Linked DNA regions of Homo sapiens: region 2 is linked to region 1. Evidence: chromatin loops called from intact Hi-C (ENCODE). Cell type or tissue: B cell. All regions are shown on one strand. Links, peaks and the distances in the headings refer to the core of each region. The heading gives the core; the rest is flanking DNA.

Region 1 (10,504 bases), core at 1,257-9,256:
TGAGGTTAGGAGTTCAAGACCAGCCTGGGCAACATGGTGAAACCCCGTCTCTACAAAAAATACAAAAATCAGCCAGGTGTGGTGGCGGGCACCTGTAATCCCAGCTATTTGGGAGGCCGAGGCAGGAGAATTGCTTGAACCTGGGAGGCGGAGGTTGCAGTGAGCCAAAACCACTCCACTGCACTCCAGCCTGGGTGACAGAGTGAGACTCTGTCTGAAAAACAAAACAAAACAAATTATCTGTTATGGAAACATTCATACACAGTGGCAGAGAGAATAGTGTAATGCTGAGTGGGCGCCTGTGGTCACTCACACCTATCATCCCAGTGCTTTGGGAGGCCGAAGTGGGAGGACTGCTTTAGGCCAGAAGTTTGAGTCCAGCCTAGGCAACATAGAGAGACTCTGTCTCTACAAAAAATATGAAAATTAGCCAGGTGTGGTGGCACATGCCTGTAGTCCCAGCTACTCAGGAAGCTGAGGCAGGAGGATCCCTTGAGCCCAGGAGTTAAAGGCTACAGTGAACTAGGATTGTACCACTACACTCCTGCCTAGGTGACAGTGTAAGACTCTGTCTCTTTAAAAAAAAAAAAAAGTGTAATGTTTTGTACTCATCACTCAGCTTCCGAATCCCCAGTTCCCTGCCAATCTTGTACCATCTGTGCCCTCCCCCCCCACCCCCACTCTTGTGATTTTGAAGCAAATTCAAGACATCATCATACTTAATCCATTTCAAAATGTATTTCTAAAAGATAAAGATTCTTTGAAAAATTCATAAAGCAAAAGCAATCAATAATTCCTTAATATCCTCTGATCTCTAGTTGCTATTCTAGTTTCCTGTTATCTTACTCTTTTTTTTTTAACTTTGTTTACTGAAATCAGAATCAGAATAAAGTCTACCCATTGTAATAGGTTGATAGGTCTCTTAAATTTATTTAGACCATGTGCAGTGGCTGACGCCTGTAATCCCAGCACTTTGGGAGGTCGAGCTGTGTGGATCACTTGAGCCAAAGAGTTCAAGACCAGCCTGGGCAACATGGTGAAACCCTGTCTCTACCAAAAATACAAAAATTAGCTGGGTGTGGTGGCGGGTGCCTGTAGTCCCACCTACTTAGGGGTGCTGAGGCAGGAGGATTGCTTGAACCAGGGAGGGTGAGGCTGCAGTAAGCTGAGATTGCACCACCGCACTCCAGCCTGGGTGATAAAGTGAGATTTTATCTCAAAAAAAAAAAACTTTAATTTTGTTTATTTTTTATGTATTTATTTTTTTGAGGTGGAGTCTCACTCTTTTTGCCCAGGCTGGAGTGCAATGACGTGATCTTGGCTCACTGCAACCTCTGCCTCCTGGATTCAAGCGATTCTCCTGCCTCAGTCTCCTGAGTAGCTGGGATTACAGGCACACACCACCACGCCCAGCTAATTTTTGTATTTTTAGTAGAGATGGGGTTTCACCATGTTGGCCAGGCTAGTCTCGAACTCTTGAACTCAGGTGATCCGCGTACCTTGGCTTCCTAAAGGGTTGGGATTACAGACATGAGCCACCTCACCTGGCCTGAGTATGGATTTTTGGTTCTTTGGGTATATACCTAGGAGTGGAGTTGCTGGGTCATATGGTTAACTCTATGTTTAACTTTTTGAGGAACCACCAAACTGATCTCCAAACTAGTGACAGCATTTTGCATTCCCACCAGCAAAGGACAGAGGTTCCAGTTTCCCACATCCTTGCCAACGCTTGTTATTTTCCATGAAAAAAAAAAAAAAGGTAGCCATCCTAGTGGGTGTGAAGTGGTTGCCTCACTGTGGTTTTTTGTTGTTGTTGTGGTTTTTGTTTTTTGAGACAGGGTCCCACTCTGTCTCCCAGGCTGGAGTGCAGTGATGCAATCTCGGCTCACTGCAACCTCTGCCTCCCAGGTTCAAGTCATTCTCCTGTCTGAGCCTCCCAAGCAGCTGGAATTATAGGTGTGCGCAGCCACGTCCGGCTAATTTTTGTATTTTTGGTAGAGACCGGGTTTCACTGTGTTGGCCAAGCTGGTCTTGAACTCCTGGCCTCAAGCGATCCTCCTGCCTTGGCCTCCCAAAGTGCTAGATTTACAGGTTTGACCCACCACTCCTGGCCCTCCCTGTGGCTTTGATGTGTGTTTCCCTAATGACTAGGGATGTTGGGCATCTTTTCATGTGTTTATCGACTGTTCTATGTGTTGTTTTTAATGGTTTGTAAACTGTTTTATCCTGTGGGTGTGTCCTAATGTATCCCACCACTCCTCTGATACTGGACACTTAGATTGTTTTCTCTGCTTCCATTTTTGTTTTCTGTTTTCTGCTATTACAGATGGTGCAGTGGTAAACATTTATTTATTAAGGATAAATATAGGCTGGGCACGGTGGCTCACGCCTGTAATCCCAGCACTTTGGGAGGCCGAGGCGGGTCTATCATGAGGTCAGGAGTTCGAGACCAGCCTGGCCAAGATGGTGAAACCCTGTCTCTACTAAAAAATGCAAAAAGAAATTAGCCAGGCATGGTGGCGGGCGCCTGTAATCCCAGCTACTTGGGAGGCTGAGGCAGGAGAATCGCTTGAACCCAAGAGGTGGAGGTTGCAGTGAGCCGAGATTATGCCACTGCACTGCAGCCCAGGTGACAGAGCAAGACTCCAACTCAAAAAAAAGCAAACAAAAAAAAACCAAAAAACCCAAAGGGTGCCTCAGAGGTTATGCACATTTTTAGGACTTCTGACATAGAATGCCAGCTTGCCATCTATCGACCTTCCTGCCAGCTCTCTGTGCCTATCCTCCGTGGCCAGACCTTAACCCCTATCCGCTGTGGCTGGATCTTAACCCATCTTGCCTCCTTGTGTCTTCCAGATGCCTGGGAACCACTCACCTCCTTCTGTGCCATGAGGCCACCTCAGCCCTGACACCAACCCCGTGCGTCCACCCAGCCTTCTTCCGCATCCACACACAGCCGGCTGCCCTTGACCCGGGAGGCCCCGGCTCTCCTCTCCCCTGTCCTGCACCCATCCCCCGCCTGAAGCCACCGGCTCCAATTGCCAGCAACCTCTGCTTGTCCGGAAAACGACAACACGAAATGGAAAAGGCTACAGCCCTCTGCATAAACCAAGGACTTGGCTGCCTCGCAGGCAGCCTCCGTTCCTCCCGCTCTCTTGCGCGTGTGCTTTTGTTTTTTATTTTGAACAGACGTTTTAAAAGAAAAAAAAACAACTACCTTCTGTCCTAGAAGACACAGACTGACAGATGGGGTGAAGGCCTGGGGACCTCAGAGAACTCTGCCTTGCCCTCGTCCCTCGTCCTTCGGCAGCCGGAGAGGCTGTGGGTGGGCCGAGGGTGTCTAGGGGTTCTGCCTGGTCAACGTTATTTGTCGTCCCATCTTTTGGCAGCAAAACCACCTGCGTGGCTAGGATGATTAATTATGAGGATGATGATTTTTTTTGTGATAACAGTATTGTGCTTTTTGTGGGGAAAGTGAGGTTTTTTTTTATATACATATATAATTGATATCTTTAATTTATTGGTTGTTAACTGTTGCTGCTGCCTGGTGTGTCCTCAGCTCCCAGGGCTGCGGGCCCACCGTTTACATGTGCACGCCCTGACCCACCTGCCCACGCCGACTTGGGAGGATGGTGGCCTGCAGCGGCCAAGAAGCCAAAAAAAATTTTTTTTTTTTCAGATACTGTGCTTGATTTTTGGAGAGGGGAGAGGTGGAAATTCCTAAATGGCTAATGCACTGTTCCCTCCAGCCCGAATGCCTCCTGCCAAACCCCTTTTCCCTGCTGCCTCTGTCCCCGCATCCTTGTTCTCCCCTGGGTCCGTAACATTTTTTCCGAGGATGAACAGGGGACATCTTTAGGTTTCTCAACTCTTGCTTTGGTGTTTGCCGCAGCATGGAAAACAGGGCGCCTAAGGCTGGGAGCTGGAAGAAGGGGCATTGGGTACCCAGGCAGAGTCAGGAGAGGTGGTCTTTGAAGTAAGTTAGCAGAAATCAAGGGGACCCCCGCCTCCTTGGGCTGGGGAGGGGATTTCAAGATAGTTCATGACTCTCTCCCGCTCTGCCTTCCCTCCTTCCTATCTGCTTTTTCCAGTAAACTGCATGGTGTCCTTCCCTGGCCTTCTCTTGGCTCAAAGGCTGGGAGGGAGGGAAGGAGAGAAGAGTTCCAGGCAATCCCATCAATATAGTCCCTACACCTGGGGCTGCGGCCCACATGTCTTCACGGAGGCTTCCAGCGGTGCCTGCCACTGAGGCAGGTGCGGCCCCAGGACCATCACCAGGAATGCGAGGCCACCCTGGACCAGAGGTAGGAGCCCAAGGTCCGGCCCTTGCTCTTTGATTGTGGGCAGCCTCCTGCCCTCTCTGGGTCTCAGTTGCCCCATCTGCAGAGCGAGGAGGCCCGGGCTGGTTGGTCTTGAAGGCCCTTTTCCATGCCGACATCATGTCACTCTAGGCCTGGGGTTCAGTTTCCTGTGGCTGGTGATGCTGTGGTTAAGTTTGCTTGACCCCAGCAGCCCGAGGGACTGTCTGAGTCACAGCACAGCCCCTATTGCGTGGCTGCTGGTGTGTGGGGTCAGTTCCAGCAGATGAATGTGTCATGTGGCACACCTTGTCCCTTCCCGCAGCATTTCCTGGTTCCCCCCAGACCCTTGAGCGCTCTTTGGGACCCAGAAGGAGTCCTTGCACAGGGAAGGCTTGAGGTGAGAAGCCGCTTCCCAGACTGTCAGGGCCAGGCCTGGGTCTAGAATTCTTGCTGCTGCTTTGCAGAGTCAACAGCCCATCAGCCCATGTTTTAGAGGGGACACTTTGGTCCTCGGTTCCCACCCTCAGCAAGCAGGCCTCCAGCCCGAGGAAGGCCTCTGCCGTAGTGACGTTGCCGTGTGGGGCTGCGTGGCTGTTCCCCTTGGCTGGAGCATTCAGCCAACCCCAGCGTCCCCCCTGAGGCGTTCATTGGCAGCCCCCTAGGACTGCACGCTGGCCCCACGGTAACCCCCCCTCCCCCACCAACATCCTGCAGGGATGGGGTCAGTGGTTCCACCTTCACAGGCCACTTTGAAGGGTGGATTCTTTGAGGCCCCTGCCAGTCGGCTCCCTGCTCAGCTGCTGGCCCGGGCGACCTGGGACTCAGCACCAACGGCTGAAGTTTCTCAGCTGGGCTCTGACCTGGGGTCTGGGGCAGGGAACGAACATGGTGGCTTTGGGCTGAGAGGATGAGGGAGGTCTTTCCCAGGTCAAATTACTTTCCTTTGGCCTCTGCCTGAGGCTCGATTTGCCTCTCTGGTCCAATGGGACTGACACTGTTGTACAACCTGACCTGTGGCTGAGGGTGTCTGGGCTTAAGCATGTGGACCCCTTCGGTGTGTCCGGCCTTCCTCCATCGTCCTGCCCTTTGGCCTTTTGGTTTGAAGCCACAGGTGTGGCTTCTGGCCTTAGCAGATGGTATGCTTGCGGACCGCAGCCCAGCATGCCGGTGGGCCCACAGCCCGAGCCAGCCCAGAGCTGCCGGAAGGGCCGCCCTTCCCGGCCCTGGCGGGGTGCTGGACACTGGCCATTTTCACTAGAGTTTGCCTGGCAGGGACCGATCTCTGCCCCCTCCTCTCCCCAGGCCTCTGGCTGCAGTGATGCCGCAGAATCCTGAGCCAGGTGCCTCCTGAGCAGCCCGTGCGCCTCTCCACAGCGGCGTTTGCCACCCAATGCGGCTCGCTTCAGATGCTCTGATGCAGAGGGCACGCCCATAGTCCCTCTGCAGAGCCTCGCACTGGGGCCAGGGCAGGCACCAGCCCCAGGCGGCCAGTCGGCCACGGCCTGTCCTCTTCCTCGTAGCGTCTGCTCCTCACTTTGTGTTGATGGTGACTTAGGAGAATGTTCCGATTTTCCATGATCTAAGCAGGCCACGTTTAAAATAACATCAAGGCAAGCGTACGTGTCACCCTCTGTACTGACATCTCTTCCCCTGAAATGCTTTTCAGTTTGACAGCCCGTTTCCTAGACAAGTGCACCTGGGGTTTCAGGAACTTTGTGTTTTTTCGGAGGGGGTTGGTGGGGAGGTCGGGATGCCTGGGATCCCTTCCTGGAGAGGCAGGCTGTCTCTGGAAAAAGCCTCCATTGCCCACCCGCCAGGCGGAAAGTCACCCTGTTCCCAGCGCGGTTTCAGCATTTAATTTTAAGGGAGCTAAGGAAGCGCGGCGCGCCCCCTGGTGGTGGTAAGCCGCCAACGCACCTGGGGGCTGCAACCCCACCGGACGGGTGGTCCGGAGGGAGGCTGGAGCGGGGAGGCGAGGAGGGGGCTGTGAGTCCTCAGAGGCCCTGGGCCACCACATTTCTGGCAGCGTTTCCCAGACACCCCTCTGCTAGGCCATCCCTGGATAGCAAGTGAATTAACTTAAGGGCACTGTGATGGGAAGCCTTGCCCCCCTCTTTTTTTTTTTTTTTTAATATCTGCGGAATAAACCCAATGGTTAATTTTTGAATGAATAAAAGGCTTTTGTTGAATAAACAGCTGGTCCCATCTTCTGTCTTGGCATCTTAGCATCCAGGCTCAGGCTCTGCCCCTTCTCCAGGATGGGGTAGCCCCGAGTCGCCCTCCCCAGTCTGCACATTCCCTGTTGTCCCTGTTCCTGCAGTGGCTCCCGGCCCCAGGGAGGCCCACCTCACTCCCAGCCTGACTCGGTGGCTGGCTTCCTTCAGGACTTTGCGCAAGTCAGTTCTGCTCATTGGGTCTCAATTTCCCCATCCCTTGGATGGGAGCAAGAGTCTCTGCTGGGCCTGCCTCGCAGGGGCCTGGTGAGACCCAAATGTGAGTGTCATCATCAAAGCCCCTCACAGAAGTGGAGGACGGTGCCCAAGAGTAGCGGTTTGGACTGCTGCTGCCTCCCACCCGGAGCCTGCCACTTGGGGGAGAAATTGGTATAATGCTTGCAAAAACAAACAAACAAAAGGCAATGTCTTCTGGTTGTGGTTATTTCCTTTCCTGCTTGCCTCCCCAGCCCCCTTTGAGTCTCTTTTTGGGGTGCCGTCCTGTCTGAACCTGCCGGTGTGTGTCTCTGGGGCCAGGGTCAGGGCGAGGCCCAGGGGTGGACAGGGGCCGTGTAGCATGCCCCAGCCTCCCCAAGCTCCTGCTGTATGTCGTCCATGTCACGCCAATTAAACACGCTTCCTGGACTTGTCCTCGCCTCCCTGTGTGGGCCTGTTGCTTTGTCTGTTTACATTCTTCTCCGTTTCGTTTTAGGTTTCTTCCCTTTGTGACACCCTTTCTCTGGCTTTGGGTGTTGTCTTCCCAGTTTCCTGAAGAGAAAGAATGTGTAGGCCGGGTGCAGTGGCTCATGCCTATAATCCCAGCACTTTGGGAGGCCGAGTTGGGCGGATCACCTGAGGTCTGGAGTTCGAGACCAGCCTGGCCAACATGGTGAAACCCCGTCTCTACTAAAATACAAAAATTAGCTGGGTGTGGTGGCAGGCGCCTGTAATCCCACCTACATGGGAGCCTGAGGCAGGAGAATCACTTGAACCCGGGAGGCGGCGATTGGAGTGAGCTGAGACCACACCATGGCACTCCAGCCTGGGTGACAAGAGCGAGACTCCATCTCAAAAAAAAAAAAAAAAAAAAGAGAGAGAAAGAATGTGCAAAGTGAGAACCTTGAGTATACTTTTAAACCAGAAAAATCTGCAGGAGTGTTTCTGCGAGGCCTAGAGTTGAGTGGTGTGAGGCCCCGCCCACTGCCTCACCCACGACATCCCCTGACCTGCCTGTTTCATCTGGAGAGGGCGGCTGCTGCTTTAAAAATGTCTGAAAACCATTGGCCTAGATCAGTGGCTCTCAAAGTCAAGTGTGTCTCAGAATCACCTGGATTGGAGGCTGCTTCAAACCCAGCTTGCCAGCCCAGCCGCCGAGTTTCTGATTAGGAGGGTCTGGGCAGGGGCCTGGGAATCTGAGTTCCTAACAAGTTCCTGGGCTGCGCTGCTGCTGCGGGTCTGTGAATCACACTTTGAGGACCCCTGGGAGGTGTGTGCGCTGCAGCATGTCCGGTTGGGTCCCTACCTCCATTGGCTCAGGGATTCAGGCAAATGATTCATTCACCTCATCTGACTTTTGCACCTGTGATGGGCCAGGCGCAGGGGGCCTAGAGATTGGTTGCTGACCACATGGAGGGTTGCGTCGGGAGGGAAGGTGGGGAGATGAGTAGCTCTTGTGCAAGCTCCCAGCAGGCACCCCGAGAGGTGGCAGTCTGTGTGGCTGCCCTCCCCCGAGTCACCCTTGGCCTGGAGCCTGGGATAGAGGAGAGCCCTCCTCTTCCCCCTCTGGTCAAGTAACCCCGTGTTTGCTCAGTATGCATGGGCCCTGCCATGTTGGGGAGAGGGGGATCAGAGGAGGTGGTGGTTTTCACTTTCGTAGCTTGTTAAAGGAACACGAATTCAGAGAGCAACAAAAGCCAGCGCGGACTCAGGAACATAACTGTCAGTTAGAATTCATTGCTCTTGGCCAAAAGCTCTTGAAAGACGCATGAAGCGTGTAGATTGATAAGATCAAGCAGCCCATGTTAGAATGAACCACCACCTGCAAACACAGGCCACGTTTCAGACATGTTTCAGAGTGAAAGGAATCATCAGATCGCCACCACCTTCCAGGCAAAGCTGAAGGCCCAATGTGACTTCCGCTTTGGGGTTGAAGCAACCGTTGAGAAGTGGATGCAGCGATGTCACCCTCTGTGGCCACGCTGGGCATCCAGCATTGTGCGTTGCTCTGGCGGGTCCTAGAGTGAAGATGCCAGAACTCCCCAGACCCTCAAGAGGGTTCCAAAGGCAGCATGGAAAGGCAGTGTGGGACGGTGATTGGGGCCACAGGTTGTGGAATCTGACCTGGTTCCCAGCCAGGCTCTACCACTTGACGCTGGGCATGTGTTCTGACAGACAGGGTTTTCTGGTAAAAAAGTGGACCCTCGGCCGGGCGCGGTGGCTCACGCCTGTAATCCCAGCACTTTGGGAGGCCGAGTCAGGCGGATCATGAGGTCAGAAGATTGAGACCATCCTGGCTAACATGGTGAAAGCCCGTCTCTACTAAAACTACAAAAAATTAGCCAGGCGTGGTGGCAGGTGCCTGTGGGAGGCTGAGGCAGGAGAATGCCGTGAACCCGGGAGGCGGAGCTTGCAGTGAGCCGAGATCGCGCCACTGAACTCCAGCCTGGCAACAGAGCGAGACTCCGAGACTCCGTCTCAAAACAAACAGACAAAAACCCCATGGACCCTCAATGAGAGGCAGGCGATGGCTCGACAGCCCCTGCCCCACAACCTCGCCAGAGGTGGAATGTTGCAATGAAGGCAGGTATTAGATCAAATTCTGCCAGAAGTCCAGATATTCACTGTCAAGTAAGTACAAAGACAGGCAGGCACCTGTACCTGTCCATCCAGGGGGTGGGGGCCCCAGGACCCCAGGAGCCCTGCCCCTGAGCACAGTCCTGAAGCACCAGGCTGCTTGCTGCTCTTCCCTTGTGGTGCACAGTGCTGAGCTCTGAAAATCTTTGTAGCCAAGCATGTATCTTCACCACATTACACTTCTATGAAAAGGGACTTCTAACATCCTTTGTGTGGATAAAATCTGTGGTGTAGGTTTTAATAAAAGTACATATTTAAAATGCTAATATGACACCCTCTGGAGGGCTGATTCCTGACTAGACTGTTTCACACACTTGGGGACTGTCCCTGAGGCAGAGATTGGAGGTAATTTACATACCCACACAATGTGCTGTTTCCACCGAAGCACTGAAAGTAAATCTGTGCACGGGCGCCTGTCTTTGGAAATACCAAGCTCTGGTTCAGAAGGCCGTTGTGAGGGCAGCTGGGGCAATGTTTCCAGCAGAGGGTGAGCTTGAACGGGGGTGAGCTGTTGGTGGAGGAAGCTCAGGTCTTTTCCAGCAGCCTTGGGCGTGGTGCCTACAGGGACCACGGTTCAGAAATGGTGTTGCTGAGGGCACATGATGGGTCATGGTCCCTTGCTCTGCTCGAGTCAGGCTAAAGCCTGTGCTGACTCACCCCCTGGCCCAGCCTGCGCTGGATGGCTTACTGTGGGCTGAAGCTCAGTAGAGGCACAGACCTGGCCACCTGCTTTATCAGGATGGCTCAGATTGGCTGCTATTCCCTGGGTGTGATAGCACCAGTGAGTCCTCCTAGAGGGACCATCCTAGAGGTCCCATTTCTCCCCACCTCGGGCCTTCCACCCTGTCCCCACTGACCCTGCCAAGCCCCAAACTCACATCTGCATATTAGAAAGTATCTCTCTAAATTGTACTCCCCAAAGCCCAGCTCAGGGCATCCCCAGGCATACAGAGGAGATGACAAGGAGAAGAGTAGGGAGTCGGGCTGGGAGTGGGAATGCAATGTGGATCCCTGCCCTACAGTGGCCCCCTCCTCCCTGCCATCTTCCTGCCCAGGGAGTACAGAGGCAGAAACTTACCCTCCAGGTTCATTGGTCTGGAGGAACTGGTTCAGGACAGTGGGCATGGAAAGGGGCTG
Region 2 (8,000 bases), core at 1-8,000, 1.1 Mb before region 1:
TTCCTGGGGCCAAGATGACTGTGCCATCCATTGTAAGCCCCCGTTTCTGCATGGGTTAGGTCTGGCCTGTGCTTATCAGCCATTCCTGGTTTTTCACAAAGCCAGGCTCTGGCAGCGCTCTCACATTTCAGCAAGGCAGCTTTATGCCATCCTAGCCCTCTGCCTTAGCCAGGTGTAAAGGGAAATTTATCCTCTTACAGGCTACTTTTTCTGTCCTCCCATGCCCCAAGCCTAGATAAAGGGGAGATAAGAGAGAGCAGCACTCAGGGCCGGTTTCACATATGCAGCTGGGGGCATGGCCAGCCTGTTTCATTAGCTTAAGCCTGCCTCTCCCCAGGTACATACATAGCTCTTGGCTGAGTCTTTGCACATGGCAGGCCTGGTCTGCCTTGCCCTCCCAGGCGCAACTTCTCATGTGGGCATCACCCTGCTAGTTCTTACCCAGTGCCAGGATTTCCTGTAAGTTTCTTATGCCGTTTGTTTCCATAGACACAGGCAAGATCCACTTCCTGGCAGGGACTCTTTTCTCAGGACTGAATGGCTGCAGATAGCCTCCGCGTTGTATTTTCCACCGGCCCTGGTGCTGGGCTATTTCTAAAAGCCAACCTGGAAGGAGCACCTTCTAACTGATCTTTGGGTTGGATAGACAGCCACCCGATTTCTTCATTGAGTAACATTTTATGTGCCAATGCTGCCCGCACCTCTGACTCCGATTCTACTTCTTGGTCCCTGTCTTCTGTGGGAAAGGTGTAGGGGGATGGGCTCTCAAACTCTGCCACCCTACAAAGCATTGCACACGATGATCTGGCATTTCCACAAAGATTGAGTTGCAAGCTGATTTACCATAGCATTGTGTATGAAATAGGTAGTGAAACAGGTGGAAATAACCCAAACATTTAACAGTGAGGAATTAAATTAATTATAATGCAGTGGCACGATGAAATGTTATTCACTTAGTAAAAGTTGTCATAAGATTATGTTTATATGTAGATGTGGAATGAGGTTCATGAGGAAAAGGAGCAGGCTGCAAAGCAGAGTGTGTCCTGCGATGAATGCATACCATTACCCCGCGCCGGGCACTGTGCACCTTCGGAGGTATTTATCATCAGCCCCATTTTTTAGACGAAGAAACTGAGAGGCTCAGAGTTAGTCACTTGCTCAAGGTCTCACAGCAGCTAAATGGTGTTTTAGCTGGGGTTTGAATCCAGGCCCACCATGCTAAACCATGTAAAACACTATGAGAAGATAACACAGAAGGGTATGTTAAAATGTTTAGTGTAGGCCAGGCACGGTGGCTCACGCTTGTAATCCCAGAACTTTGGGAGGCCGATGCAGGTGCATCACTTGAGGTCGGGAGTTTGAGACCAGCCTGACTAACATGGAGAAACCCCATCTCTACTAGAAGTACAAAAATTAGCTGGGCGTGGTGGTGTGCGCCTTTAGTCCCAGCTACTTGGGAGGCTGAGGCAGGAGAATCGCTTGAACCTGGGAGGCAAAGGTTGCAGTGAGCCGAGATTGCACCACTGCACTCCAGCCTGGGCAACAAGAGCGAAACTCTGTCTCAAAAAAAAAAAAAAAAAGTTTAGTGTATTTCTGGGTGGCAGGATTACTGGTCATTTTCATTTTCTTCTGTTTATATTTCTATTTTTTATGATGAGTAGGTATTGCATACTGAACAAAAGGCTTCCATAAAGTCTTTTTAAAAAGATGTCAGGGCTGGAGTTAGCTTCTCTATAGCAGCAGCCCATGGGTAGGCTGCCTACAGAAACCAGGTGCTAAAGCCACCCCGTCCCTGTCCCATCAGCCTAGTGTGCTTCCCTCTCTGGAAAGCCTATCATGCTCTCCTGACCCTCCTTCATATTCAGAACAGTGGGGAAGAAAGAGGGATGGGGGAGAGTTCCCAGTAGGGGCCATGCCAAGGGGTCATTGTCTGGCAGCAGTGGACTTCCCTCTGTGGCTAAGCGGGAGCCACTTGCTCTGTAGCTTGGACCCCTCTATTTTGCCTCCACAGGCCATTGAGAAACTAGTCGCTCTTCTCAACACGCTGGACAGGTGGATTGATGAGACTCCTCCAGTGGACCAGCCCTCTCGGTTTGGGAATAAGGCATACAGGACCTGGTATGCCAAACTTGATGAGGTGAGGCTGCCACAGGACAGGCCAGGGACTGGGCTGGCAGTGAGGGTGGTTCTGGCACCAGTTGGGGAAGGGCCTGCATTGTATAGCGCTTCTAGGCATATACAAATCTCAGTTTGTTAAAATGTCAATTTCACTTAGCAAAATTACAAATGAGTTTATACTCTGCTTGGTCATCTTCTGGGAAACACGACTGTGCACATACGGCCCTCTGCACTACAAGGCTGTTTATTAAGTCACTGTATTACAGCAAACTGGAAATGTTCCAAGTATCCATCTGTAGGGGATTATTTAAATAAATTAGTCCATCAATATCATGGAGTACTGTGCAGCTATAAAAAGGAATTTTTTTTATTTTTTATTTTATCTTTTTTTTTTTTTAGACGGAGTCTCGCTGTGTTGCCCAGGCTGGAGTGCAGTGGCGCAGTCTTGGCTCACTGCAAGCTCCACCTCCTGGGTTCACGCCATTCTCCTGCCTCAGCCTTCCGAGTAGCTGGGACTACAGGCACCCACCACCACGCCCGGCTAATTTTTTGTATTTTTCGTAGAGACGGGGTTTCACCGTGTTAGCCAGGATGGTCTTGATCTCCTGACCTTGTGATCCGCCCATCTCGGCCTCCCAAAGTGCTGGGATTACAGGTGTGAGCCACCACGCTCGGCCCCAAAAAGGAATTTTTTTCATAGCTGGGCACGGTGGCTCATACATGTAATCTCAGAATTCGGGGAGGTTAAGGCGGGAGGATCACTTGAGCCCAGGAGTTTGTGAGTAGGTTGGGCAACATAGCAAGACCCCGTTACTGCAAAAAATAAGAAATGGTGGTGCACACCTTTGGTCCCAGCTGCTTGGGTGGCTGAAGCAGGAGAATGACTTGAGCTCTGGAGTTTGAGGCTGCAGTGAGCTATGATGGAGCCATTGCACACCCACTTGGAATGCTAGCTGCATACTCCATGGTGTGGATGGACTAGTCTATTGAACTGATCCTCTACTGATGTTTTTATTTTTGAATCTTACGAAGGTGTTACCTATTCAAAGCAAACAAAAATAAAAATGCAGGATCTCAGACCCTGTCTAGAAAAGCAGAGTCTACAGGTCTGGGTAGGGACTGGGAACCTGGATTTTTACTAGCTTTCCAGGAGATGGCTCATGCCAGTTGTCTACAACTGAGCTTAAGGAAATTTGGGTCCTAATTGCTCTGGCCCAATATTTTCACATAGAGCAGAGGGGAGGACTCAGGACCCAGTGAAGTGCTGTTCCCAAGAGACGCCCGGGCCTGCCTCTGGACTCTTAAGATGGTACATGATCTTTTTTTTTTTTTTTTCCTGTTGTTCAGGCTGGAGTGCAGTGGCATGATCTCAGCTCCCTGCAGCCTTGACCTCCTGGGCTCAAGCAATCGTCCTGCCTCAGCCTCCCAAGTTGCTGGGACTACAGCATGCGCCACCATGCTTGGCTAATTTTTGTGTTTTTAGTAGAGACGGGGTTTCATCATGTTGGCCAGGCTGATCTCGAAATCCTGGCCTCAGGTGATCCGCCCACCTTGGCCTCCTAAAGTGTTGGAATTACAGGTGTGAGCCACTGCTCCCAGCCTTAAGTTATATCTTAAAGCTGACAAATCATAGCTTTACAGCTTGATGGATTTTTACATGTTTTTACTCATGGACTCACCACTCATGCCAAGTTTTTTACCCATGGATTCACCACTCATGTCAAGCAATAGAACATTCTAGCTGGAGTGCTCCCCTTCCCAATTGATATCGCCCAGATTATTCTGATTTCTATTCCATAAATTGATTTTTTTCCATGTTTCTGAACTTCGTATAACTCTCTGGCTTCTTTTGCTCAATGTCATGTCTGAGATTCATCCATGTTTTCATGTCTAGCTATAGGTCTTTTTCTTTGCTGTGTAGTATTCTATTGTATGAATATACCACAATTTATTCATTTCACTGTTGATGGACATTTCCATTGCATTTCCACCTTTTGGCTACTCTAAACAGTGCTGTTGTGAACATTCTTCTGCACGTCTTTTGATGGCACATGACACCAGCTCTTGCTGACCTGAGAGTGTGAAGGAAGGTGGCCTGTGTGGGAATCATAGCACTGACCTTCCAGAGTCTCTGTGGGGCTCCAGTGAGTTACCACATGGGAGGGTTGAGGCTTTTTTCCAGATTCCTCCTGTTTTGCCCCTAGACTCCTGTGCCCTGGAAAAATCAGTTGATGATAAGTCGCCTGGGTAGTCTTCTGCTGTGGAAGAATAAATGCTGTCCCTCCCCTTCCTTCTGTGGCCTGTCAGAACAGGAACCAAGCTGGCCTGGCAAGGCAGTGTGGGCCCCCAGTCAGGTGCTGCCCCTGGGCACCTGCCCACTGGGATGCTGCTTAATATGCTGCCACCACTTTGTGTCTCTTGTGTTACCAGGAAGCAGAAAACTTGGTGGCCACAGTGGTCCCTACCCATCTGGCAGCTGCTGTGCCTGAGGTGGCTGTTTACCTAAAGGAGTCAGTGGGGAACTCCACGCGCATTGACTACGGCACAGGTATCTGCTGCTTGTGGGGCTCTGTACTTATCTAGCTTCACTGCTTTCTGTTTTGGGCTTCAGGTGGTCTCTGGGCCCTCTGAGCAAGTGAGAGCAATCAAGAATTCGCCAAGCACCTGCAACCTATTGGGGCCAGCTGGGGTTAGGGTGGCTTCACCGGCAGGGAGGGCGTAGGCATGCAGGGAGGCCCGGATGCTGCAGCTCTGCTGTGGTCCACCAGGGGGAGCTGATGCCCCGTGCATGGTGCTTGCGCAGCGCTGCTTTCTGTTCTTGTGAAAATGGTCTCTGAGCTCCTCATCATCACCAAAATAATTATTAATTGAGCACTTACTGTGTGTCAAGGCAGCAGCTTACTGAAGCTTTGAGAAATGGGAACGCTTCTTGGTGGCCTTTGCAGTGTCGTGGCACACCCTCTCCCTTGAACCCCTTGTCTCTTAGCCACATTCTCTGTGCTATTGGGCTGTTTGGATCTGTGGTCCATGTAAGCCAAGGGACCTGGACTTTGAGGAGAGGGAGTGTGTGGACACTTTAAAAGGGAAGTGTAGACAGGTGCAGTGGTGCGTGCCTGTAATCCTAGCACTTTTGGAGGCTGAGGGGGAGGATTGCCTGAGCTCAGGAGTTTAAGACCAGCCTAGGCAACGTAGCAAGACTCCATCTCTTTTTTAAAAATTTATTTTAAGTTATTTTTATTTATATATTTATTTTTTTGAGACAGGGTCTTGCTTTGTCACCCGGGCTGCAGTGCAGTGATGTGATCTTGGCCCACTGCAGCCTTGACCTCCCGGGCCCAAGTGATCCTCTCACCTCTGCATCTCCCCACTCCCCAGTACCTGGGACTACAGGTGTGCACCACCAGCCTGGCAATTTATTTATTTATTTGAGACAGAGTCTCACTCTGTTGCCCAGGCTGGAGTGCAGTGGCATGATCTTGGCTCACTGCAACCTCCACCTCCTGGGTTCAAGCGATTATTCTGCTGGGACTATAGGCACACACCACCATACCTGGCTAATTTTAGTGTTTTTGGTAGAGACAGGGTTTCACCATGTTGGCCAGGCTGGTCTCGAACTCCTGACCTCTGGTGAGGTCACTTCTCCACCCACCTTGGCCTCCCAAAGTGCTGGGACTGGGATTACAGGCGTGAGCCACTGCGCCCAGCTGATTGTTTTGTATTTTTTGTAGAGATGGGGTTTTGCCATGTTGCCTGGGCTGGTCTTGAACTCCTGAGCTCAAGCTGTTCTCCCACCTCAGCCTCCCAAAGTGCTCAGATTACAGGTGCAAGCCACCATGCTGAGACCCCATCTCTCAAAAATATAAAAGGGAGGTGTTCTCTAGGTCAGGGCATGGCCTGTGGAGCCACCATGCTGAGACCCCATCTCTCAAAAATATAGAAGGGAGGCATTCTCTGTGTCAGGGCACGGCCTGTCGAGCCACCATGCTGAGACCCCATCTCTCAAAAATAGAGAAGGGAGGCGTTCTCTAGGTCAGGGCCTGGCCTGTGCAGCTAAGGAGGACCTCTGCTTTGGTGAGGGCCCGCCTTCCTTCCCTGAGGCAGGCAGATGGGGCACCGCTCAGCCCTCCCCTTGTCTGGGGAATGTGATCCACAGGAGGGAGCCCCAGCCACAGAGGCAGGCCCTGGAGAAGGGCCCTCTTGGACCGGGTGGGGCTTTGACTAAGACCAGCAGGAAAAGATCAAAGAGGGAAGACTGGCCAGGTCAGCAGGGGTTGGTGCCCCAGCTGCATGTGAACCCCTGAACAATGGGAGCCTGGGCCCTGTCTGGTCATAATTGGAAACTGTGGCAGGGGAAGGAAACTGAGCTCACAAGCTTCCAGGCCCTGGAGGGGTCTTCGTCCTCCAGAGACAGGACAGAAGTATTCTCTGACACATTCTCTTCTCACCTCCCTCCAGATAGGTTTTGTGTGACATTGTGAACAATGGGATTCAATCACAGTCCAGTGAGTTGTTCCTACAGTGCAGACCATTCCTGTTTGATATGACTGGGAAAGGAAGGAGGATACTTTTTCACCCTGTAATCTGATCATGTGTTCCCTGCTTAGAAGCCTGCAGTGGCTCCCTATTGCTCTTAGGGTAAAGTCTGAGCTCTTTCCTATGGCCAAAAGGCCCATGTGACCTGTAGCCTCCTGTCATTACACGTTCTCCCTTGCTCTCACTGCCTTCGACATACTGGCCTCCTTAGTGTTCCTCAAACAGATCAAACTTTTTCTTGCCTCAAGGCCTGTGCACATGCTATTCCTTCTGGCTAGAATGCATTTCTTGCTTCCCTCACTCCCTTTGCCTTGCCAGCTCACATCTTTCAGATTTCAGATTAGATGTTACTTCCTTAGGGGAAACCTTGAACCCTTACGTCAGGGTCCTTCTGTGATATCCTCCAGTTAGTACCCTGTCTTTCTCCTTCAGAGCTGGAATCATAGTAGTGACTGTATATTTATAATGTCTGTTGTCCCTGATAGATCATAAACTTTCTGAGGGCAAGGACTTACTTGTCACTGTCTCCTAGTGCGTAACATGGACAGTGACTGCTTACATAGTAGGTGCTCAGTAAATATGGTGGAATTGCTGAGTGAGTTAAACCTACGTAATGAAATGTAAATGTCCAGCCCGGGTCTTTTACGAGTGGAATTATAGTACTGGTAGTTCTTTTTTTTTTTTTTTTTTTTTTTTTTTTGAGACAGTCTCACTTTGTCACCCAGGCTGGAGTGCAGTGGCCTTATCATGGCTCACTGCAGCCTCAACCTCCTGGGCTCAGGAGATCCTCCATCTCAGCCTCCTGAGTAGTTGGGACCACAGGCACATGCCACCATGTCTGGCTAATTTTTGTATTTTTTGTAGAGACAGGGTTTTGCCATGTTGGCCAGGCTGATCTCAAACTCCTGAGCTCAAGCAAGCTGCCTGCCTCAGCCTCCTGAAGTGCTGGGATTACAGGCATGAGCCACCATGCACGGCCAGTACTGGTATTATAGTTCTTGAAAGGAAAGGGCCTAGCAAGTCTTTCTGAATGGGGAAGAGGTCTCATTGTCTCCATGTTGACCACCCTCCTCAGAGGGGCACTTATCAATGATTCGGATTCTGGGAGACTAAAACAATCCCAGTCCTTTACCTGGACTACTGTCAACGCTGGTTGTTTTTCTCCTCCAGGGCATGAGGCAGCCTTCGCTGCTTTCCTCTGCTGTCTCTGCAAGATTGGGGTGCTCCGGGTGGATGACCAAATAGCTATTGTCTTCAAGGTGTTCAATCGGTGAGAGAAAGGACAGGAGGGTTGGAGGAGGGGGCGTGAGGGGCCATCTGTTTCCTCCTCAAACTGGGAAATGGGGTGC

The links. Peaks named below come from ENCODE experiments on the same cell type or tissue, not always from the same donor. Only the 100,000 strongest peaks of a DNase experiment are listed, where the experiment ranks them.
Region 2: a loop joins it to region 1, with 24 times the contacts of the local background. A loop is called at or near these places in 4 of 110 quality-filtered maps.

The regions. Positions count from the first base shown.
Region 1 is chr9:130,230,134-130,240,637 of GRCh38, forward strand. It overlaps NCS1 (neuronal calcium sensor 1), which reads left to right. Exons shown (of 8, transcript NM_014286.4): 8 at 2,857-7,170. Among named protein-coding and RNA genes, the nearest start is that of MIR12126, 6.0 kb to the right of the region's middle. RefSeq lists enhancers at 6,819-7,378, 9,536-9,715, 9,796-9,975, 10,497-10,504. In B cell, for the core only: CTCF peaks have their summits at 6,200 (motif pointing left) and 6,412; DNase peaks (open chromatin) are centred at 6,168 and 6,676; H3K27me3 peaks cover 1,223 bases.
Region 2 is chr9:129,126,974-129,134,973 of GRCh38, forward strand. PTPA (protein phosphatase 2 phosphatase activator) reads left to right here. Exons shown (of 10, transcript NM_178000.3): 4 at 2,012-2,137; 5 at 4,549-4,666; 6 at 7,822-7,921. Among named protein-coding and RNA genes, the nearest start is that of PTPA, 20 kb to the left of the region's middle. RefSeq lists enhancers at 1-795, 4,557-5,111, 6,205-6,705 and a silencer at 4,803-5,004. In B cell, for the core only: CTCF peaks have their summits at 4,890 (motif pointing right) and 5,096; a DNase peak (open chromatin) is centred at 4,888.